Linked DNA regions of Homo sapiens: all the other regions are linked to region 3. Evidence: chromatin loops called from intact Hi-C (ENCODE). Cell type or tissue: heart right ventricle. All regions are shown on one strand.

Region 1 (8,000 bases), 190 kb after region 3:
CCTTTGCCGAGGTGACTGTCCATGCTGCCACCTGGACCCTGGCCCTGCTCCAGCGTGCTCCGCCCCTCTGCTTCTGGCTCCTCCAGGGTTTCCTTCCTGTGATCCTCTCCCTCTCTGTCCTGCATCCTCATCCTGCCCCTTAGCATGAGCATGAACGTGCAGGAAGCATTCTGGGAGCTGGTTGTATCTCATGCTCCCTGCACCAGGCACCGCTCCGAGCTGTGCTTCCTGTTCCTCCCGCTGACTCCTTTGCCCTTCATGATAAGCTTATTAGGTAGGCACCACCATGGTGCCCATTCACAGATGGGAAGGCTGAGGCCCGGTGAGACAGAATCTTACCAGCAGCTCACATCCAGTCGGGGTAAAGCCGCTGTCTGTTATTTCTCATCCCGATGCCACATTCCTACCTTTAGCCCACATTTGCTTCCAGTGACTGCCTGTTTTCTCGATAACAAAACTTCCTCTTCAAAAGGGCTGTCTAGCCTCGTTGCCTTCAATTTCTCTCCACTACTATTCCTTTTCTTTTTCTTTTTTTTTTTTTTTTTGAGATGGAGTCTCGTTCTTTCACCCAGGCTGGAGTGCAGTGGAGCAGTGATCTCAGCTCACTGCAACCTCCGCCTCCCAGGTTCAAGTGATTCTCCTGTCTCAGCCACCTAAGTAGCTGGGATTACAGGCATGCACCACTACACTCAGCTCATTTTTGTATTTTTAGCCAGAGACAGGGTTTCGCCATCTTGGCCAGTCTGGTCTGGAACTCCCGATGTCAAGTGATCTGCCCGCCTTGGCCTCCCAAAGTGCTGGGATTATAGGCATGAGCCACTGTGTCCAGCCTCCACTACTATTTCTTAAATCGGGCTTCAGCTCCCAGCATTTCATCAACATGGCCCTCAGTTGGGTCATCAGTGGCCTCCGTGGTGCCAACTCCCCAGCTTAGCCCTCATCCACATCTTCCTTTGAGTAGCAGGGGACACAGTGGTCACTCCTGAAGCACTTTCTCCCCTGGACTTCCAGCCACTTGCTTCCCGGTTCTCCCCCATCTCTGTTGGTGCTCCTTCCCAGGCTTCTGGGGAAGGAAAGGTCCTTGTTCTGACTGCTACACCCCTAGGCCTGGGACTCGGTCTTCTGACTCCTCCTCTCTATCTTCCCTCTATGATCTCCCAAACGCTGAGGTGTTTGGACACTTTCTCTACTTCTCCATTTGTATCTCTAGCCCGCACCTCTCCTCCGAATTCCAGACTTGTATATCCCACTGTCTTCTCCACATCACCATGAAGTTATTAACCTTCTGTCCGAAATCAAGGTCCTGATTTCCACTGCTGTGCTCCTCCTGCAGTCTTTCCTGTCTCCATAAATGGCAACTCCAAATACTAAATAGGTCAGGCCATAAACTTGCTGGATTTACCATCCAGCTACATCCTGATACACCCAACATAAGTTGAAAATACTGTTTAGGCCGGGTGCGGTGGCTCACGCCTGTAATCCCAGCACTTTGGGAGGCCGAGGCAGGTGGATCAGGCCAGGAGTTTGAGAACAGCCTGGCCAAGATGGTGAAACCCCGTCTCTACTAAAAATACAAAAATTAGCTGGGTGTGGTGGCGCACGCCTGTAATTCCAGCTCTGTAGGTGGCTGAGACATGAGAATCGCTTGAACCTGGGAGGCAGAGGTTGCAGTGAGCCGAGGTCGCTCCACTGCACTGCACCCTGGGCAACACGGTGAGATTCTGTCTCAAAAAATAAAAAAAGAAACATCCTAAGTCGAATCATGGTAAGTTGGGGGCTGCCCCTACCTCTCCCCAGCTGAATCCTAACCGATGCCTCTGCTTCCCCTCAACTTGAAGCAGCCAGAGGAGGAGTTCTGTAAAAATATGTGGCTGATGTGGTTGTGTCCCTCCCATTCCCCAGACCCTCCCTGGGCTTCTTAACCTCATCTCCTCCACCCTCGCTGCCTTCCTGCCACTTTCCCCTCCTGGCTGTTCCTCAGCTGAACCATGCACATGCCCACCCCGGGGCCTTTGCGCTTGCTCTTTCATCTCCCTGCGATGTCCTTCCTGGGAGGTCTCTGTGGCTTCTCCATGTCTCTGCTCAGGGTCATCTCACTCGGAGAGGCCTTCCCTGGTATGGCTGCCCGGCCATACTAGGCTCTGACGCTGCTCTCTTGCTTTCTGGCAGGTATCAGCATTCAGTCTTGTATCACGGGTTTTTTTTTTTTTGGTGGCTAGTTCATCTCTTGCCACCTTACAGTGTAAGCCTCATTAAGGCCAGGGGCTTTGTCTGTCTAGTTCCTGGCACATGAAACAGCATCTAGCCCTGTCATAAGGGCTCTGTCGATATTTTTTCCATGGATGGTTGGCTATGCATCAGGGTAGACAGACACTGAAACCAACCAACAGTCCCAGTGACTGGAGGGGCCCTCCTGGCCTGTTTGAGGCACAGTAGGGATGAAGCAGGTGGCCTGGGGTGCCAGGGCTGATCGTCTCTCCAAGCCTTGGCCGGTGGCCACACAGCAGCCCCCAGCCCCTCTCCCGTCAGCTGCCTGGTGCTTTGCCCACACCAGGGTCTCTGGACACCAGCTCTTCCATCACCAGCCAGCCTGAGGCCTTCTTCTCCAAGCTGCAGGAGTTTCGGGAAACCAACAAGGAGGAGTGTATCTGCAGCCATCCTGAGTGAGCAGGGGCGGGCGAGGGTGGGCGAGGGCGGCTGAGCGGCTCCATCCCCCGGCCTGCTCATCCCCCTCGCCCTCTCAGACCCCAGTTGCCAGGCCTGCGTGAGAGCAGTGGCAGCGGCGTGGAGGAAGACCATGAATGTGAGTGCGGGCCCTCGGCTAGGCCGCTGAGTAGTCCAGCCTCGCGCTGCCCTGGCCTCCCCTGCCCCAGAGCAGTCCCATTTGAGGTTTGGGGCCTGGGGAGGCCCCTGAGATGTTGAGACTCATGGAGGGAGGCCTGCAGTCTGGACAGGGTGGCCAAGCCCTGGTAGGGGTGGAGTGAGCTAAGGCCTGGCCACCGAATTAGGGGCTGCCCTGTGTGGCACCATCCCACCCTCCCCAGCAGTGCCCCTGTGCTGGTGGGACTCCATCCCAGCTCCTGAGGGCCCCAGGAGGATGTCCCTCCCCACCCCTTAGGGCGTGGGCCCCAGGTTCTGGGAGGAAAGGGGTTAGGAGGAAATGGGCCGAAGGGCTTCCCAGAGGGATTGGCAGCTTGTGTGGTTGGGGGCCGCTGAGGGCAGCACGGAGCCTGGGGACCTGGGTTCCTGGCTCAGGGAGAGCTGTGGCTTCTCATGGGCCTCGCAGGCGTGTACTGTTACCGTGTCAACCGGCGCCTGTTCCCGGTGCCTGTGGATCCCGGTACCCCCTGCCGCCTGTGCAGGACACCGCGAGACCAGCAGGGCCCTGGGACCCTGGCGCAGCCAGCGCACGTCAGGTGAGTGACCAGAGTATTGGGACACCTTGGGGGACAGAGCCTGAACCACTGGTTTTAAGAAAAGATGGGCCTGGGCGTGGGCCCCCAACCGCTGGGAGGCTCCTCAGGGGTCCCCCACTGCCCCCCTGCGCAGGGTGAGCATCCCGCTGTCGATCCTGGAGCCCCCGCACCGGTACCACATCCACCGGCGAAAGAGCTTTGACGCCTCTGACACACTGGCCCTGCCCCGGGTGAGCAGCCACGTGGGGCTGGATGGTGATGAGGGCGGGGCTGGCTCAGACTGGCCCAGATCCCCAGGGAGGGTCACAGAGCGAGACTGGGCTCGACAAGGGTGAGCGCCCAAGTCTCTGGAGCACAGCCTGGGCCTCTTCCATCACCCACACCTGTACCTAAGGGAGGTAGGACCCCCGCTCCACGTACCCCGGTGCTTCCAGGGTGATCTGCCTGCAGGCTGGCATGACATGAATGGGTCCTGTTTATTGCGCTTTTGTGTACTGCAGGCACAGTCCTTAGGGGGCTTATCTCATGGAGCCCCCACAGCAGCCAGGAGTGTAGGCACTGCTGTACCCCCACCCTGCAGGTGGGGAGACCGAAGCAGAGGGGGAGGCGCCTTGGTGGAGGAGCTGGGATTCGAACCTAGGTCTCTGTGCTGCTGCTGCTGCTTTTTTTTTTTTTTTTTTTTTTTGAGACCGAGTTTTGTTCTTACTGCCCAGGCTGGAGTGCATTGGCATGGTCTCAGCTCACTGCAGCCTCCACTGTAGTCCCAGCTACTTGGGAGGCTGAGGTGGGAGGATCGCTTGAACCTGGGAGGCAGAGGCTGCAGTGAGCTGAGATCTCGCCACTGCACTGCAGCCTGGGTGACAGAGTGAGACTCCATCTCAAAAAAAAAAAAAATGTCCTTTCCTGTGTCTCCAGGTCGGGATGGGGTGCCAGTGGCAACTCCCCCTGACTCCTAAATTGAGAGTAGGGCAGCTGGGGTCAGAGGAGGAGAAGGATGCAGAGGAAAGTCAGTTTGCTGGTCCGTAAAATGGACATAACAGCGCCATCCTCAGGGATGTTGGTGGTGAGGTGGGGCTGTTGAGTGAAGCAATCCATGCAGGTGCTTGGAGAGCCTACAGCAGGAAGTACCCTGTGAATGTCACTGTCACCGTCCTATCCTCCTCCCATTTCAGCTCTCAGGGCCCCAGGGATGGCTGGATCTGCCAGGATAAGAAAGGGGAGAGCTGGGGTAGTCTTGTGGGTAGACACAGGCCCTGCCTTGGTGGGGGCCTCCTTCCTAATGGGGGGCACAGTTCCTCCCTGATGGGGGTGTGCCCAGTCAGCGGGGAGCTTGTCCCAGGTCAGGCACTTTTAACTCCTTGCCTTCCACAGCACTGCCTGCTGGGCTGGGACATTTTTCCTCCGAAGTCTGAGAAAAGCTCAGCCCCCAGGAACCTGGACCTCTGGTCCTCTGTCTCCGCTGAGGCCCAGCACCAGAAGCTGTCCGGCACCAGCAGCCCTTTTCACCCGGTACGGTCCAGATCGCATCCTAGCCTGGGGTGCCCCCTAGAGGGACAGAGACCTCGCAGCAGGCCTGGGGACTGCAGAGCCTCCTGGGGGGTAGGATTGAGGTGGGGAGGATGGAGCCTGGGAGTGTCTCTCTGCAGGGTCCAGCCCTCCAGCCCTGACCCTAGCCATCCCTCGGAACTCCTCTGCTCCCTGCCGCCTGCCCTGCTCCACCCAGGAAGGCCACCCTGACTGCAAGATCCAGGAGGGAATGTGGCTGGAACTGGGGATGACCTGTCCCTTTCAAGTGGCCCCCCTGAGACTTCCCTATTCCCCATCCAGGCCTCACCAATGCAGATGCTGCCCCCGACCCCGACCTGGTCAGTGCCCCAGGTCCCTCGGCCCCACGTCCCACGGCAGAAGCCCTGAGGACTGACTCCTGGGGGAGAACAGCATTCCCGCCGCCTCCAGCCTCTCCCCTCTGGCAGGCGCACCCAGGAGATGGAATCCCCTGCCCGCCCAGCTCAGGCCCAGCTGTCCTAGGTTGGGCAGGTGGGTGGACCCAAGCTTGTCTGCTGCCTGAGTTCCAGAGAGGGAGGACCCTGGGGTGGAGGGTGAGGGATTCTGTGGAAGTTTGTAAATAAAGCTCAGTGCTCTGCAGCTCAAGTCCCACGTGTGCTGGTTCCATCCTGCTAATGCACTTGAGGCCCAGAAGGCACTCTGGCCTCTCAGCCTGCCCTCCTGGCACCTGTGGAAGGAAGATACTGCAACCACTGGGACTAGGCAGTGTGTGTCCGTCACCATGAGGGTGGCTCCTTCCGCAGATCCCCAGCTCTGGGTAGTGGCCTCCACCAGATGGGGGAGGGGGGGCCCCTGGGCAGGCTGGGCCAAGGTTATTAAAAAGTCATTTTAGCGAGGGCCTCCGCTGAAGCCGTGAGTCGTGTTGAGTGACTGAGCTCTCTCCTTCCTGGTCCCAGAACCGGGATCCATTGATAGAAGGGCTCTCTGGAAGTCCCTGGGGTCACATGGCTCCTCCACCCAGCCATGGGAGCCGCAGGTCATTCAGAGCCCCAGCAGGGACAGATGAGGAAACAGGGCTGGGCGGTGAGTTGGAGGCAAGGTTAGCAGAGAGCCCAGATGTCCAGTCTGGGAGAGTAGGCAGTGCCCTGTCCTTCACTCACCTCTTGTATGTGTTGGTTGCATAATATGAAATTCTTGTTTTTGTAAGTGGAATAAATGCGGAAACGAGGCATGAACTTTCTCTAAGGTTTCTCGGCTTAGAGATGGAACTGGGCTATGCTGTCCTGGGGCTTTTTCCTGGAGTTTATGAAGCTATAAAAACCTTTCCCTCTCTCTGGAGAAACAAAGTCTGTTTGAGTCCCTGCTTTCCATTATTTTGGGTATACAGAAGTGGAATTGCAGGATCAGAAGGTGATTCTATGTTTTTTTATTTTTGAGACAGGATCTCACTTTGTCACTCAGGCTGGAGTGCAGTGGGGCCATCTCCGCCCACTGCAGCCTCGACCTCTTAAGCTCAAGTGATTGATTCTCTTGCCTTAGCCCCCTAGGTAGCTGGGACTATAGGCGCGTGCTACCACTCCTGGCTAATTTTTTTGTACTTTTTGTGGAGAAGGGGTTTCACTATGTTACTGAGGCTGGTCTTGAACTCCTGAGATCAAGGGATCTGCCACCTTAGCCTCCCAAAGTGCTGGGATTACAGGCGTGAGCTACCACCTCCGGCCAATAATTCTATTTTTAATTTTTCAAGGAAATGCTATACTGTTTTACTTTCCGACCAGTGATGCACAAGAGTTCCAATTTTTCCTCATCGTCAACAGCACTTGCTATTTTCTGGTTTTTCGGTAGTAGCCATCCTAATGGCTGTGAAGTGTATCTCATTGTGGTTTTTATTAGCATTTCCCTAAGGATTAGTGACGTTGAGCATGTTTTAATATGCTTATTGGTCATTTGTATATTTTAAAAATATTTATTAATAGTTTTTTTTTAACTTAAGTTCAGGAGTACATGTTTATTAGTTTATTTTTAATAGAGACAGGGTCTTGCTATGTTGTCCAGGCCTCAGGCTTTTCCTACCTGGGCCTCCCAAAATGCTGGGATTATAGGCACAAGCCACTGCACCCAGCCTGTTTGTATATCTTCTTTGGAGAAGTCAAGTCCTTTGTCCCATATTTCAGTTGGGCTTGGTTTGTTGTTCCACGTGTAATTTTGAGTCGGAGAACCTGTGGGAGTCAGTGGTTTCTTTAGAAATTCTTTGGCCACAGGGAGAAGATAATTCAAAGCCTTTCTGTCAAACAAAAGTTACAAAATCAGGCTGGGCTTGGTGGCTCACTCCTGTAATCCCAGCACTTTGGGAGGCCGAGGCAGGAGGATCACTTGAGGTCAGGAGTTTGTGACCAGCCTGGCCAACATGGCGAAACCCCGTCTCTACTAAAAATACAAAAATTAGCTGGGGATGGTGATGCACACCTGTAATCCCAGCTACTCGGGAGTCTGAGGCGGAAGAATGGCTTGAACCTGGGAGGCAGAGGTTGCAGTGAGCCGGATCATGCCACTGCACTCCAACCTGGGCGACAGTGATACTCTGTCTCGAAAAAGAAAAAAAAGTTACAAAATTTAGGCCAGGTGCCGTGACTGACCCATATAATCCCAGTACTTTGGGAGGCCAAGGCAGGCTGATCACTTGAGGTCAGGAGTTTGAGACCAGCCTGGCCAATATGGCAAAACCCCATCTCTAGTAAAAAATTTAAAAACTAGCCAGACATGGTGGCACATGCCTGTAATCCCAGCTACTTGGGAGGCAGAGGCATGAGAATCACTTGAACCCAGGAGGCGGAAGTTGCAGTGAGCCGAGATGGTGCCATTGCACTCCAGCTTGGGGTACAGAGCAAGACTCTGTCTCAAAAAAAAAAAAATTACAAAATTTACAAAGCTGAGATCAGCTTACAGATTTAGCCGTGTATAACAGAAGTCCAAAACAGCAACAGCCTAACCCAGAGAGAAATGCTTCTTTTCCATCACCGTACAGGCTGGAATGCTGCCACAGGGCCCATAATGCATCAGGGTGCATGGTTTCTCTGG
Region 2 (8,000 bases), 130 kb after region 3:
TTAGCCCATGAGCTGTACAAAACCAGGCAGGGCCAGAGTTTGACTCACAGACCCTCGTTTGCTGAGTCCTGTACCAGATAAACAAAAGTAACACAGATTTTTAAGGCTTTTGGTACAAGTTACCAAATTGCATTTCAGAAAGGCAGCCCCAGCTTACTCCCCACCCTGGGCCATGTAGGCACCTGTGGGCTGTGTTCTTCCCAGTACCAGGATTTTCAGGGCACTTGATACCAGTTGCCAACCTCTGGGCCTTGGGTGAGAGAGCCCAGCAGTCCAGGGGTTTGGGACTCAGAGTCGGGAGGAACCTTTGAGGCTGCTGGTGTGACCTCTCTAAAGCCCCTTGGCTGATATGTGGTGAAGCCAGACTGTGGTCACAGATGTGAGCAGCCACCAGTAGCTCCAGGATCAGGTGCACTGACCCTGTGTCCTCCTCCTTGCAGAGACCTGTGCCGGCAGGACCGCAGCTGCACCTACTACTTCAGCGTGGATGCTGACGTGGCCCTGACCGAGCCCAACAGCCTGCGGCTGCTGATCCAACAGAACAAGTGAGGCTGCTCCGTCTGCACCCAGCACTGCTCAGGACTGGCCTGGTCCTGGGGTGGCAGCCCTCCTTGCCTTCCTCCTCCTCCTCCTCATCCACCTCCTCTTCCTCCTCTTTTTCCTTCTCCTGCTCCTCTTTCTCCTCCTCGTCTTCCTCCTTGTCTTCCTCCTCCTCTTCCTCTTCCTCCTCTTCCTCCTTTTTCCTCCTCCTCCTCGTCTTCCTCATCCTCTTTCTCCTCCTCCTCTTCCTCCTCCTCCTTGGCCTCACCTATTACCCAGAGCTGTGGATCCCCAGCCTGATACCCCAGGTTCTGATAGAGAAGGTGTCCTGCCCTGTCTGCTCCTGGCTGCCCCATGGGAGGGAGCAGGTACCAGAAGAGCCAAACCCCCGACACCCCGGCCAAGGCACTGCCTGTCTCAGTGAGGTGCTTGGGGATCCCTGCGTGCAGGTTGAGGGGCACCTACCTCCCCCCATCCCTGGTTAGTGCTGTCTCCTACTCCCAGTGGGCAGCGACCTCCTACTGAGGTGCTCCCTTCCCTCAGGAACGTCATTGCCCCGCTGATGACCCGGCATGGGAGGCTGTGGTCGAACTTCTGGGGGGCTCTCAGTGCAGATGGCTACTATGCCCGTTCCGAGGACTACGTGGACATTGTGCAGGGGCGGCGTGTGTGAGTACCTGCAGGGTGGGGGTGGGTGGGGGACACCTTCATCTGGCTTCTGCCTGGGCTTGTGGGGCTCCCTCCCTATTATTCCTGTTCTTGTTACCCTCAAATTCCTGTTGAACCTGAAGCAAGGAAGACTTCAGTTAGACACACAGAAGGACTTCCTGACAAATAGGCCCATGTGTCCAGGGCGGGGGAATCAAATCAGCACAATTGTGCCCCCCTAGCCTGTGACTTCCCTTCTCACACCCAGACTCCAGGCTATGACTCCCCACCACCACCCTGTGACCCCCTCCATCTTCCCCACCACCAGCCTCTGACCCCCACCCGCTTTCTGTCTCTCCCACAGTGGTGTCTGGAATGTGCCCTATATTTCAAACATCTACTTGATCAAGGGCAGTGCCCTGCGGGGTGAGCTGCAGTCCTCAGATCTCTTCCACCACAGCAAGCTGGACCCCGACATGGCCTTCTGTGCCAACATCCGGCAGCAGGTCAGCCAGGAGCGGGCAGCACAGGACGCCCTCTGGATGGGGCAGGCGGGAAGGTGGGCCTCCAGCTCTGACCCTCATGGTGGGCCGCCTTGTCACCGTAGGCCTGGGAGCTCCAGAGATTCTAGCAGGGCATCTCGGAAGCCACCAGGGCCTGCTGGAGGAATGGGGGCCGTCGGGCACGAGGGCTGGTCCTCAGGGGTCTGCAGGGACCATTTTAGCTGACCTGGTTTTTATACCATCTATTTTATTTACATTTTTGGAATAGCCCAAAGAAAACGGAACTTTCCACCTAAAGGTACTCCAAGTGATGTGCCCGAGAGACACCTCACCCTGTCTCTGCGCCCCACCCCATATATTTTTGTGACTTTTTTTTTTTTTTTAAACATGCAGCAAGATGAAGTTTTCCCCTGTGACCAACATTTCAGGACCAGAACACGCTCCTTTTCTTTTACGCATTTTTTCTTTCATTCTGTGTTCAGTCCTCTGGGAAGACTTCCCTGATCACATTCTTAGTGTCAGGCCTGGGCTGGGCCCTGGGGACATAGCGGTGACTGCACTTGGTCTCTGATATTGGGAACTTCAGTTCGGCGGGTGGAGGAGGCTGCACTGTTGCCCGTCTGGGAGCGTGCAGGGGAGGGGTGAGGGCAGGGGAGGGGTGGGGGAGCGCCTCTTCCACCGGGCCTGTCCTCCCCAGGATGTGTTCATGTTCCTGACCAACCGGCACACCCTTGGCCATCTGCTCTCCCTAGACAGCTACCGCACCACCCACCTGCACAACGACCTCTGGGAGGTGTTCAGCAACCCCGAGGTGAGGCCAGGGTGGGCACATAGGGGCTGGGAGCAAAGGGGCCCAGTGATCCTGCAGTCGGAGGGACTTCCCTCTCAGAGTCTTACAACAGCCAGGACCCCTGTAGGCCACCTGCCACCCTCCCTTCACCCCAGGAGGCTATAGGGCAGGATTTGGGTAGGGAGAGAAGGGTGTCCAGAGAGGCAACACCATCTATTGGAGGAGGGACCAGGACTCAAGAGGCCTGGGTTTGTGGCCTAGATCTGCCATCATCTGGGACTTAGTTGAGCCTTCCAGCTTTGGGGACCTTAGTTATCTTAGCTCCAAAATGGGTATACTGTCCCAGCCTGTCTTACCCATGAGGGTGTTGTGATGATCAGAAGGGGAGACAGTTGTAACTGTTTCTAGACGTTGGGAGCTCACAGCTGATGGGTGTAAGCACATGCCTGCACACAGACATATACACACAAGCACACACATGTACATACATGTGCAAACACCACCTCCTATGGGCACACCTGTGCACCCAGACAACACACACGCACCCAGTGGGTGCAGGTGAACACCTGCCTCTGTCAAGCACGTACACCTTCACTCCCACTTTGAGGGGTCTGCTCTGAGCATCCCTGGCAGTTGAGCCAATGGTGAGGACCCTAGCCTGCTTCCCACTTCCCACAGGACTGGAAGGAGAAGTACATCCACCAGAACTACACCAAAGCCCTGGCAGGGAAGCTGGTGGAGACGGTAAGGGCCATGGACACCCTCTTGGACCAGCCTTGCCTGCTGCAGGGGGCAGGGCACAGAAGGGAAACTGCTTGCCCTGGGGAGTGGGGGACAGCAGGATGGGAGTTGGGGGTGGAGGGATGGGAGTTGGGGGGCGGCAGGATGGGAGTTGGGGGTGGCGGGATGGGAATGGGGGGGCGGCGGGATGGGAGTGGGGGGTGGTGGGATGGGGGTGGGGGGAGGCAGGATGGCCCCTCTACCTGTTGGCACTTTCCTGCTGGAGGCTGTGGGAGTCTGCAGGGCCTCTCTACCTGGCCCAGGCAGGAAGGAGGAAAACATCCTGGATGTGATGGCCACTGTGGCCCACCATGCCTGGACCACTTCGGGGAGTGGCTGCTTCTCTCCACTCACTAATGTCTGCTTCCCCCGAGCCTGGGGCCTCTGCCCCCTCCCTCCCTCCATGCCCATGTTTCTGTCTGACCTTGGCGCTGGTAGCTCTGTGACCTCGGCTGGGAAAGTCTGTCTCTGGGCTCTGCCTCCTCCTCCCCACTCAGTCTCTCCAGGATTGACAAGGCCCTGCTCCCCGGGGACACTGGGAGGGCTCCCTGGCTTGGGTGTGTGGCCCTGAAGAGGAAGGAGGATTCTGTGGTGCCACTGTGGACCCCCTTGACTGAGTCCCTGCCCTCCCCAGCCCTGCCCGGATGTCTATTGGTTCCCCATCTTCACGGAGGTGGCCTGTGATGAGCTGGTGGAGGAGATGGAGCACTTTGGCCAGTGGTCTCTGGGCAACAACAAGGTGGGACCCTGATGCCTGGGCTGGGGCCGCAGGGAGGCTGCCTCTCCATCAGTGCCGCTCACTGTCTGGGGTCTTCTGGCAAGCTGGCCTGGCCACCCTTTCTGGGACTCTTGACATAGGGGTGCTGGCATGGGTATCTGCAGGCAGGTAGGAGTAGAGGGATTGAGAAACCTGAGATGGAGTTTGGTCCCTGAGCTGCTGTTGCCACCGTGTGGCTTTGAGTTGCCTTGACCGTAAGCTACTAGGTTTTCAGTTCCTGGTTTGCTATTGGAATGGCTTAGCTTGGTTCCCTAGACTTCCCCCAGGTGGAGCTGGGGAGGAAAGGGCCAAGGTGGGATGAGGGGCATTAGGAAGGGCTGTCGGGTCCAAGTTCATCAGACAGCAGGAGCAGGTGGCCTGCTGAGGGTGCTAGGCCCTGTGTTCTCTCCGTGAGAATCCCAACACCTGTTCCTGTCCTGGAAAGTTCAGGTACCATTTTTTTTTTTCTTTTCATGTGTGTGTGTGTGTATATATATATATATATAAAAAGAAATATATATAGATTTTATTTATATATATATATATATATTTTTTTTAAATAATAGAGACGGGGTCTGGCTGTGTTGCCCAGGCTGGTTGTGAACCAGGCACAATTTCATTTTATTTATTTTAATTAATTAATTAATTAATTAATTTAGAGACCGAGTCTCACTCTGTCGCCCAGGCTGGAGTACAGTGGCGCAATCTTGGCTCATTGCAACCTCTGCCTCCCAGGTTCAAGAGATTCTCATGCCTCAGCTTGCCGAGTAGCTGGGATTATAGACGTGTGCCACCACGCCCAGCTAATCTTTGTATTCTTTATTTATTTAATTGTGTGTGTGTAAATTTTTTTTTTTTTTTTAAGGCAGTGTCTCGTTCTGTCACCTAGGCTGGAGTGCAGTGGCATGATCTCAGCTCACTGCAACCTTCCTTTCCCAAGTTCAAGCAGTTTTCTTGCCTCAGCCTCTCCAGTAGCTGGGACTACAGGCGTGTGCCACCATCCCTGGCTAATTTTTGTATTTTTAGTAGACACTGGGTTTCACCATGTTGGCCAGGCTGGTCTCAAACTCCTGGCCTCAGGTAAGCTACCCACCTCGGCCTCCCAAATTGCTGGGATTACAGGCGTGAGCCACCGTGTCTGGCCTAAGGCACCTTTTTATTTTATTTATTTTTTTTATTTTAATGATCCCAGAACATTTATTTCCATAGGATTTTGATAAAAGAGCACAATCTTGAATAAAAATACACCACTGTACTTAAAGGCAACATTACCTACTAAGCAAACTCTGTCCTTAGCCCTTTCACAGAAGAGAAACTGCAGAAAGGAATTTTTCGTCTCCTGACAGTTTTACAACATTCATATCTCCTATGTACTTCAAGCCCCAACCCACCTCTGATTTTCTTTTTTCTTTTTTTTTTTTTTGAATGGAGTCTCGCTGTGTCGCCCAGGCTGGAGTGCAGTGGCGCCATCTCAGCTCACTGCAACCTCCGCCTCCCAGGTTCAAGCAGTTCTCTTGCCTCAGCCTCCCGAGTAGCTGGGATTACAGGCGCCTGCCACCATGCCCGACTAATTTTTGTATATTTAGTAGAGATGGGTTTCACCATTTTGGTCAGGCTGGTCTCGAACTCCTGACCTCATGTTGTGATCCACCTGCCTCAGCCTCCCAAAGTGGTGGGATTACAGGCATGAGCCACCGCACCGGGCACCCCACCTCTCATTTTCTACGTCCTTTTTTTTTTTTTTTTTGGTGAAGTGGAGCCTCGCTCTGTCGCCCAGGCTGGGGTGCAGTGGTGCAGTGGTGCAGTGGTGCGATCTCGGCTCACTGAAACCTCTGCCTCCTGAGTTCAAGTGATTCTCTTGCCTCAGCTTCACAAGTAGCTGGGATTACAGGTGCTGGCCACCATGCCTAATTTTTTTTTTTTTTTTTTTTTTGAGACGGAGTTTTGCTCGTCACCCAGGTGGAGTGCAATGGCACAATCTCAGCTCACTGCAACCTCCGCCTGAGTAGCTAGGATTACAGGTACCCACCACTACGCCTGGCTAATTTTTGTATTTTTAGTAGAGACAGGGGTTTCACCGTGTTTGTGAGGCTGGTCTGAAACTCCTGACCTCCGGTGATCCACCCACCTTGGCCTCCCAAAGTGCTGGGATTACAGGCGTGAGCCACCGTGCCTGGCCTCATTTTCTAAGTTGTTTAACAGAAATGTGTGTTCCCAAGTTTAAGGCACCGTTTTTAAAGGCACATGAGACCCTGGACCTGTGTGCCAACCTCTGACCTGGCAACTGGACTAACCTGAAGTTCTGGTTATCTTCCTAATCCACATGCTTTGGTTGCTGAGCTGATCTCCAGAAGCCAGGAACTGGACTAGCCCGTGCATTCTGGGGGCTGGCTGATGCTTGTGCTCCAGTGACAGGGCCAGACCTCGGACCCCAGCTGACTCTGGCCCTGGAACAAGTTTTCAGTGCTCTGTAACAAATGACTGTGGCTCAGAATAACACCCGTGTGTTATCTCCTGGTTTCTGTGGGTCAGGAATCTGGGCCCAGTTTAGCTGGGTCATTGAGGTGTCAGCTGGGGTTGGGGTCTCATCTGAGGCCCAGGATTCCATTCCAAACTCACTTGGTTGTTGCAGAATTCATTCCCCTGCAGCTGTAGAACTTAACTTGCTTCTTCAAGGCCAGCAAGAGACAGAATCTCTCTTCAGTATCCTCCTTTAGCCAGGCGCAGTGGTTCATGCCTATAATCCCAACACTTTGGGAGGCTGAGGCAGGAGGATCGCTTGAGTCCAGGGGTTTAAGACCAGCCTGGGCAACATAGTGAGACCTCATCTCTACAAAGAATAAAATTAGTGGCTGGGTGCATGGCTCACGCCTGTAATCCCAGCACTTTGGGAGGCCGAGGTGGGCAGATCACCTGAGGTCAGGAGTTCGAGACCAGCCTGGCCAACATGATGAAACCCCATCTCTACTAAAAATACAAAAAAAAAAAAAAATTAGCCAGGCATGGTGGCGCACGCCTGTAATCCCAGCTACTCGGGAGGCTGAGGCAGGAGAATCACTTGAACTCAGGCGGTGGAGGTTGCAGTGAGCTGAAATGACGCCATTGCACTCCAGCCTGGGCAACAGAGTGAGACTCCGTCACACACACACAAAAATAAAAATAATAAAAATAAAATTAGTTGGGCGTGATGGTGCGTGCCTGTAGTCCCAGCTACACGGGAGGGTGAGGTGGGAGGATCACTTAGGCCTGGAAGGTTGAGGCTGCAGTGAGCTGAAGTTGCGCCACTGCGCTCTTACCTGTGCAACAGAGGGATACCCTGTCTCAAAAAATAAGGTCTTTCTGCAGATGACTCACCTAGTAGGTCAGGCCCCCCCAGGATAATCTCCCTTTTGATTAACCCAAAGTCAACTGATTAGGAGCCTTAATTGTATCTGCAAAGCCTGTTCAGTTTTGTCATGTAATGTGGTCCGGTCACATTCCCGGGTGTAGGAGAGGGGAGTAGACAGAGCCTGGGGGCCATCCTAGAATTCTGCCTAAACATTCACCTCGGTCACCTCCAGGACAACCGCATCCAGGGTGGCTACGAGAACGTGCCGACTATTGACATCCACATGAACCAGATCGGCTTTGAGCGGGAGTGGCACAAATTCCTGCTGGAGTACATTGCGCCCATGACGGAGAAGCTCTACCCCGGCTACTACACCAGGGTGGGCAAGCCTGGGGCATAGCCAGGATGCGGGGACAGTTGGGTGGGGTGTCAGTGGAGTGGCTGGGACTGGTGGGGGTAGGGTGGGAGGTGGAGAAACTGGGAGGGGCCGAGGTGGAGTGAGGGTGTGGGGAGCGTGGGAGGGGCAAGGGTGGGGCATGAGGTAGAGGGACTGAGGGGTGGGGATGGGGTTGGGAAGAGCAGGGGTGGGGTGGGAAGTGGTAGAGAAGCTGGGAGGGGTGGAGAGGAGTAGGGAGCCTGGGAGGGGCAGGGGTG
Region 3 (8,000 bases):
TGCTGTGTTTATTTTATTATTATTGTTTTTCTTTTTTGGGACAGGATCTCACTCTGTCGCCTAGGCTGGAGTAGGGTGGCATGATTATAGCTCACTGCAACCTATGCCTCCCAGGCTCAAGCGATCCTCCACCTCAGCCTCCTGAGTAGCTGGGATCACAGGCGCGTGCCACCACACCTGGCTAATTTTTAACATTTTTTTTATAGAAATGGGGTTTTGCTGTGTTGCCCAGGCTGGTTTTGAACTCCTGGGCTCAAGCAATCTGCTGGCCTCGGCCTCCCAAAGTGCTGGGATTACATGCGTGAGCCGCTGCACCCAGCCCACCCATTTACCCAGTTGTGGTAAATGCTGTAGCAGAATTAGCAGTTCAGGGGTAGTATGTGGAGCGTGCTGCAGGGCACCGAGGAGGGCGTGGCCAGCCCCTGGACCAGCAGCCAGGGCTTCCTGGTGAGGGGATGTTGCTGTTGAGCTGAGGGATGAGCCCGAGCCCATCAGCCTGGTACAGCAGGGTACGACATTCCAGGTGCGGGAACAGCATGTGTCGGGGGATAGAAGTACAAAGGAATGCATCGGGTTTGAGGGAGAGCTGGGGCAGTTCAGAAGAGCCCCCCACCCCGCCCGTGGTCTGAGCAGGGCTGGAGAGCCAGCACAGCTTGCTCCCAGGGGCCTGCGGGCACTGTCATGAGGCTGGATGACTTGCCCTCCTCCCCCAGGCTGAGAGCCAGCGACATCATGGAGCCCAACCTGACCTACGTCTACCCGCACACCCGCATCCAGTCTCTGGTGAGCATCCTGCGCACCACGGTCCACCATGCCTTCCCGGTGGTCACAGAGAACCGCGGTAACGAGAAGGAGTTCATGAAGGGCAACCAGCTCATCAGCAACAACATCAAGTTCAAGGTAAAGAAAACGGCATGAGAGGAAAGGCAGGTGAGAGACAAGCGGTCCCGTCTCACACGGCTTAGTGCTTTGCCCACCCCTGGCTGGGGTGGACTTACCGGCTCTCAGGGGAAGTTGGCACTGTTCTCATCACATGCGACAGGGAGAGTAGATTTGACAGCAGGGGCAGCTTTATCAGGCCGTGAAGATGTGTGTGCGTTCTTGCCGCAATGAGCATGTGGACAGATCTGTTTTTCAAGTCAGCAGCTTTCATGGTTTGTTTACCATGTGAGAGTATCAGGGAGAGTTCTAGAGATGCCAGCAACAGAAATGGACTTCGACCTCCTTAAGAAAGAGAAAGAAATCCACAGGAAAGCTCAGGACAGCTGGGAAAGCTGAAGGACCAGAACCATGTGCTGTGGGGAGCAGTGCAGGGTCTAGCAGACATCCCTTGGGTACCAGGAGGAAGGAGCACTGGCCCTGGGTTCCTCCTGATTCCGATTCAGAATCCAGGGAGAGGGGGTATCCTGTTGCCTCACTTGGGTCATGTGCCACTCCTTGGCTTTGGGGGCAGGCACGTTGATTGAAAATTCTATCAAGACAGGATGTAGGAGATGGCTTGTTCCCCTCTGGAGAATCAAGCTGCTCTTCCCAGATTAAAGGAAACCACAGAAGCTGCAGCCAGGTCCTAGGGTTCAGGCTCATTTGAACCACCAGCCTGAGCCACTCTTTTGAACCTCAGCCCCATTAAGTTCCTGCGTCCGGATGTGCTTCTGACCCTCCCTGTCACCCAAATCCTTAAGCTCCATCAGTACTGCTGTGTTCGTTTGCCCATGCGCAGTAGCCTGTGGCCTCCCCACCCACAGAAATCCAGCATCCTCACCCGGGCTGGCGAGCAGCGCAAACGGAGCCAGTCCATGAAGTCCTACCCATCCAGCGAGCTACGGAACATGTGTGATGAGCACATCGCCTCTGAGGAGCCAGCCGAGAAGGAGGACCTCCTGCAGCAGATGCTGGAAAGGAGGTGAGAGCCTGGCGGGGCCCCCACTGCCCGCAGGGCTACACAGCGGTGGGGTGAGCCTTTGGCTCAGATGTTGTGAGGTGGCTCCTGAGTTTCCTGGGAAAGTTGGATGGGGAGCGGGCTGGGAACATGGATCAGAAGCGCTCCCGCTGAGGGTATCCCAGGCAGCATCTGGTTTTTGTGTAACAGATACACTCCCTACCCCAACCTATACCCTGACCAGTCCCCAAGTGAAGACTGGACCATGGAGGAGCGGTTCCGCCCTCTGACCTTCCACGGCCTGATCCTTCGGTCGCAGCTTGTCACCCTGCTTGTCCGAGGAGTTTGTTACTCTGAAAGCCAGTCGGTAAGTCTCTCCGAGGCAGAAATCAGCCAGGCCAGACCTGACGAAGCTCGAGGGGTTGGGCGCTGCCGGCGGGCCGTGAACAGTGCCATAGGGAAAGCTGAATGCAAGGCGAGAAGTGCAGAGTGGACTTAGGGGAGGAGTCGCCACAGCCGGGTGGTGAGAAGCAACAGCGGTTTATTCCTTCATAGTTCAAGGCCAGAAGTACAAAATCCGGGTGTCACCAGGGCAGCGCTCCCTGGCTCTGGTGCTGTCCTTGCCCCTTCCTAGCTCATGGGAGTTGCCTGCAGACCTTGGTGCTCCTGACTGTGAACACAGCCCCCATCCTCGCCACTGTCATCACACGGCGTTCTCCTGTGTATCTTCTCTCCTTTCCCTAAGGACGCTTGTCACCGGATTTGGGGCCCGCCCTAATCCAGCATGGGTTCATCTGAACTCGGTCACATCTGTAGAGACCTTGTTTCCAGAAAGGTCGCATTCATAGGTACTAGGGCTTAGGACTTGGCCATATCTTTTGGTGGGGGGACACATTCACCCCCCAGCCACTTTACTTAGTGCTTTCTCACTTAAACTTCCTAATAAGCCATTTGCATCTCATGAATCAGGAAGAAAGGGAGTGCAGACAGATCAGGGGACTTGCCCAGGGTGCCACAGCTAGGACTTGGCCAAGGACTTGGTTTGACTGGAGAGCTCTCACTCTGGAGCGCTTGCTGCTGCTGCACCACCTGCCTCAGCAGCCTGGAGCTGGGCATATTCAGGCATCAAGGGGAGGGGCTCTAAGGTGACCCTGCTGGCCACTGCTGCCTGAGCACGGACAGTGTCTGGGTTGGAATTGCAGAGCGCCAGCCAGCCGCGCCTCTCCTATGCCGAGATGGCCGAGGACTACCCGCGGTACCCCGACATCCACGACCTGGACCTGACGCTGCTCAACCCGCGCATGATCGTGGTGAGAAGGGCTGCCCCGGCCTGTCCCATGCGGAGCTGCCTCTTCATGCCGTTGGCGTCTCAGGCAGTCAGTGACACGTGGTCTCTTTGCAGGATGTCACCCCATACATGAACCCTTCGCCTTTCACCGTCTCGCCCAACACCCACGTCTCCCAAGTCTTCAACCTGTTCAGAACGATGGGCCTGCGCCACCTGCCCGTGGTGAACGCTGTGGGAGAGGTGAGCGAGGCCCCGGCCCTGCCCCCACCTTTGAGAGAGGATCCCCTAGCCAGGTGCTGTTTGTGCACCCAGGCTTCTCACCAGAAACGTAGGCATCCCACCAGGAGGGGAGAGTGTGGCCCAACACTAGCTTTGAACCCTGCTCGGCTTCCGTGCACTCGGGACCCTTTCCCCTGCCTGCCAGCAGATGGCACCAGCGTCCCACTGGCCGTCCTTTCCAGCCAGAGCCGCGCCTCTACCAGGCTGTGTCTTCCTCCTGAAATGTTGCTCTTCACTCCGTACCACTGGTGTTCCTTGGTTCTCCACCTGCGTAGGGATTTGCGCATTAGATGAGAGAATTTCAAGCAAAATACTTTGAGTTTTACAAAGATATAAAACACCTAGTAATTATTGCTGCAGACTTTCCTTTTTTCTTCTTTTTAGAACTTCATTATTTTCTTATTACACAAATATTTTCTTATTACACAAATATGATTTCATTGTAGGAAAATACAAAAACACATATGAGCAAAAAACAAGCAAAAACCAAACCCTCGTCCCTACCCTGTCGCGGTAGCCCTGGTAACTTTTCAAGGCCACCCTCTCAGTCTTTTGTTGTTGTTGCTGTTGTTGTTGTTTTGAGACAGGGTCTCACTCTGTCACCCAGGCTGGAGTGCAGTGGCAAGATCTCGGCTCACTGCAGCCTCGACCTTCCAGGCTCAAGCAGTCCTCCCACCTCAGCCTCCTGAGTAGCTGGGACCACAGGCATGCGCCACTATGCCCAGCTAGTTTTTGTATTTATGGTAGAGACACGGTTTCGCCATGTTGCCCAGGCTGGTCTTGAACTCCTGAACTCAAGTGATTCACCTGCCTCGGCCTCCCAAAGTGCTGGGATTACATGCGTCAGCCACTGCACCCGGCCTCAGTCTTTTCTTCTATGCGGCACAACCCTGGCATGCATAGTGCGTACTTACACAGGTTTTGTTGCAGTAGGTTAACTTATGTCCCTTGAAATGTAATTGCCAACTACACTGACAGAGTCCTAACATAGTTTATGACGTGGCTTTGGAGTTCCCAACAACAGTGACACGTGGGAACCACTGTAACGACCTGTAACAAATGACTCCCATAGGTCACTTTGCAAGGTGGTGAGTATGAGGCATGGCAGGGGTCATAATCTCAGGAGACTTCAAGGGCCCCACCGCTTGCACATCTGTGAAGCAGGCTGGTCATGATGGGAGCTGAGCGCTGAGCATGTGCCCTGTGGAAGGACATTTTAGTTCAGATGCCAGCTGGCCCAAGCCCTTTTTGGAGCTAACCTTGTCCCCTTGGCCTCCAGTGTGTGAGCCCTCGTTAGCTGTTTATCCCAATCAAGCTGTGTCTGGCTGTGCACTATCCAGGCCTCCACATTCTGTGACAAACTAACAGGGCCGGCTCCTGTCACTCCTGTTCTCGCCAGCGGGTTTTACCCTGAAGGTGACTCAGGCCTTCTCTTTGCCCTAGATCGTGGGGATCATCACACGGCACAACCTCACCTATGAATTTCTGCAGGCCCGGCTGAGGCAGCACTACCAGACCATCTGACAGCCCAGCCCACCCTCTCCTGGTGCTGCCTGGGGAGGCAAATCATGCTCACTCCGGCGGGCACAGCTGGCTGGGGCTGTTCCGGGGCATGGAAGATTCCCAGTCACCCACTCACTCAGAAAGCCGGGAGTCATCGGACACCTTGCTGGTCAGAGGTCCTGGGGGTGGTTTTGAACCATCAGAGCTTGGACTTTTCTGACTTCCCCAGCAAGGATCTTCCCACTTCCTGCTCCCTGTGTTCCCACCCTCCAGTGTTGGCACAGGCCCACCCCTGGCTCCACCAGAGCCAGAAGCAGAGGTAGAATCAGGCGGGCCCCGGGCTGCACTCCGAGCAGTGTTCCTGGCCATCTTTGCTACTTTCCTAGAGAACCCGGCTGTTGCCTTAAATGTGTGAGAGGGACTTGGCCAAGGCAAAAGCTGGGGAGATGCCAGTGACAACATACAGTTCATGACTAGGTTTAGGAATTGGGCACTGAGAAAATTCTCAATATTTCAGAGAGTCCTTCCCTTATTTGGGACTCTTAACACGGTATCCTCGCTAGTTGGTTTTAAGGGAAACACTCTGCTCCTGGGTGTGAGCAGAGGCTCTGGTCTTGCCCTGTGGTTTGACTCTCCTTAGAACCACCGCCCACCAGAAACATAAAGGATTAAAATCACACTAATAACCCCTGGATGGTCAATCTGATAATAGGATCAGATTTACGTCTACCCTAATTCTTAACATTGCAGCTTTCTCTCCATCTGCAGATTATTCCCAGTCTCCCAGTAACACGTTTCTACCCAGATCCTTTTTCATTTCCTTAAGTTTTGATCTCCGTCTTCCTGATGAAGCAGGCAGAGCTCAGAGGATCTTGGCATCACCCACCAAAGTTAGCTGAAAGCAGGGCACTCCTGGATAAAGCAGCTTCACTCAACTCTGGGGAATGCTACCATTTTTTTTCCAAAGTAGAAAGGAAGCACTTCTGAGCCAGTGACCACTGAAAGGTATGTGCTATGATAAAGCAGATGGCCTATTTGAGGAAGAGGGTGTCTGCCCTTCACAAACACCTCTCTCTCCCCTGCACTAGCTGTCCCAAGCTTACATACAGAGGCCCTTCAGGAGGGCCTCCTGTGCCGCAGGGAGGGTGCGTGGGGAAGATGCTTCCTGCCAGCACGTGCCTGAAGGTTTCACATGAAGCATGGGAAGCGCACCCTGTCGTTCAGTGACGTCATTCTTCTCCAGGCTGGCCCGCCCCCTCTGACTAGGCACCCAAAGTGAGCATCTGGGCATTGGGCATTCATGCTTATCTTCCCCCACCTTCTACATGGTATTAGTCCCAGCAGGCATCCCTGGGGCAGACGTGCTTTGGCTCAAGATGGCCTTCATTTACGTTTAGTTTTTTTTAAAACCGTGGAGGTTGCCCACGGGCCTCGGCACCTGGCCCTGGCAGCACAGCTCTCAGGCCCAGCCCTGGGCGACCTCCTTGGCCAAGTCTGCCTTTCACCCTGGGGTGAGCATCAGTCCTGGCTCTGCTGGTCCAGATCTTGCGCTCAGCACACTCTAGGGAATAATTCCACTCCAGAGATGGGGCTGCTTCAAGGTCTTTTCTAGCTGATTGTGGCCCCTCCATTTTCCCCATTTTCTTATCTCCCTGACCAAAATTGCTTTGACTTCTAAATGTTTCTGCTTCCCAGAATGCACCTGACTTATGAAATGGGGATAATACTCCCAGGAAATAGCGCAGGACATCACAAGGACCAAAAAGGCAATTCTTATTTAAATGTTACTATTTGGCCAGCTGCTGCTGTGTTTTATGGCAGTGTTCAGAGCTTGATCACGTTATTTCTTCCTTTTATTAAGAAGGAAGCCAATTGTCCAAGTCAGGAGAATGGTGTGATCACCTGTCACAGACACTTTGTCCCCTCTCCCCGCCCCTTCCTGGAGCTGGCAGAGCTAACGCCCTGCAGGAGGACCCCGGCCTCTCGAGGGCTGGATCAGCAGCCGCCTGCCCTGAGGCTGCCCCGGTGAATGTTATTGGAATTCATCCCTCGTGCACATCCTGTTGTGTTTAAGTCACCAGATATTTTGTTCCCATCAGTTTAGCCCAGAGATAGACAGTAGAATGCAAATACCTCCCTCCCCTAAACTGACTGGACGGCTGCCAAGGAGGCCCCAAACCCAGGCCCCATGCAAAGGCACGTGGTTTCCTTTTCTCCTCTCTCTGCATCTGCGCTTTCCAGATAAGCCCAAAGACAGCAACTTCTCCACTCATGACAAATCAACTGTGACCCTCGCTCCTTCCATTTCTGTCCATTAGAAACCAGCCTTTTCAGCATCTCACCCATTAGCAGCCCCATCACCCAGTGATCAGTCGCCTCAGTAAAGCAGATCTGTGGATGGGGAGCCTACGGGTGGTAAGAAGTGGTGTTTTGTGTTTCATCTCCAGCTTGGTGTTCCATGGCCCCTAGGCGAGGTGATCAGGGAGTGGGGCCAATGGGCCCCCGGCCCTGGCTTTGGGACCTTGTGCTGAGGGATGATTTGCTCCTGACCTTGATTAACTTAACAGTTCCCAGCTGGAAGGGACACTTTCAGGACCCAGTCCACTGTATGGCATTTGTGATGCAGAATTATGCACTGACATGACCCTGGGTGACAGGAAAGCCTTTCGAGAGGCCCAAGGTGGCCTCGCCAGCCCTGCAGTATTGATGTGCAGTATTGCACCACAGCTCTGCGGACCTTGGCCATTGCCGCAGTCGCAGCTTCCTTTTTTCTGTTTGCACTGTTTGTTTGTATGATGTTAGCTAATTCCACTGTGTATATAAATTGTATTTTTTTTAATTTGTAAAATGCTATTTTTATTTGAACCTTTGGAACTTGGGAGTTCTCATTGTAACCCTAACATGTGAGAATAAAATGTCTTCTGTCTCCTCTGTCTCCTTTAGCCTTTTGTCTCCATGCTGCTTTCTTTCTTTCTTTCTTTTTTTGAGACAGAGTCTCGCTGTCACCCAGGCTGGAGTGCAGTGGTGCCATCTCAGCTCACTGCAAGCTCC

Evidence for each region. Peaks named below come from ENCODE experiments on the same cell type or tissue, not always from the same donor. Only the 100,000 strongest peaks of a DNase experiment are listed, where the experiment ranks them.
Region 1: a loop joins it to region 3, with 13 times the contacts of the local background. A loop is called at or near these places in 19 of 110 quality-filtered maps.
Region 2: it touches region 3 in a loop (5-fold over the local background); 71 of 110 quality-filtered maps call a loop at or near these places.

Annotation. Positions count from the first base shown.
Region 1 is chr1:12,026,479-12,034,478 of GRCh38, forward strand. MIIP (migration and invasion inhibitory protein) reads left to right here. Exons shown (of 10, transcript NM_021933.4): 5 at 2,555-2,663; 6 at 2,745-2,803; 7 at 3,287-3,416; 8 at 3,550-3,646; 9 at 4,788-4,925; 10 at 5,244-5,567. The coding sequence ends at 5,330. It overlaps MIR6729 (microRNA 6729), which reads left to right and starts at 2,680; the gene lies at 2,680-2,744. In heart right ventricle, a CTCF peak has its summit at 4,969 (motif pointing left); DNase peaks (open chromatin) are centred at 4,934 and 7,984; H3K27ac peaks cover 812 bases.
Region 2 is chr1:11,963,092-11,971,091 of GRCh38, forward strand. PLOD1 (procollagen-lysine,2-oxoglutarate 5-dioxygenase 1) reads left to right here. Exons shown (of 19, transcript NM_000302.4): 11 at 441-545; 12 at 1,084-1,209; 13 at 1,553-1,694; 14 at 2,389-2,502; 15 at 3,160-3,225; 16 at 3,896-4,000; 17 at 7,579-7,725. Among named protein-coding and RNA genes, the nearest start is that of MFN2, 13 kb to the right of the region's middle. RefSeq lists a silencer at 148-349 and enhancers at 3,326-3,826, 3,827-4,327. In heart right ventricle, CTCF peaks have their summits at 4,235 and 4,436 (motif pointing right); no DNase peak of the experiment used is centred here.
Region 3 is chr1:11,835,254-11,843,253 of GRCh38, forward strand. It overlaps CLCN6 (chloride voltage-gated channel 6), which reads left to right. Exons shown (of 23, transcript NM_001286.5): 18 at 714-900; 19 at 1,746-1,903; 20 at 2,090-2,246; 21 at 3,082-3,189; 22 at 3,282-3,407; 23 at 4,890-7,877. The coding sequence ends at 4,970. It also overlaps NPPA-AS1. Among named protein-coding and RNA genes, the nearest start is that of NPPA, 8.5 kb to the right of the region's middle. RefSeq lists an enhancer at 3,332-3,521. In heart right ventricle, a CTCF peak has its summit at 3,601 (motif pointing right); DNase peaks (open chromatin) are centred at 3,310, 3,588, 4,781 and 7,091; H3K27ac peaks cover 4,062 bases.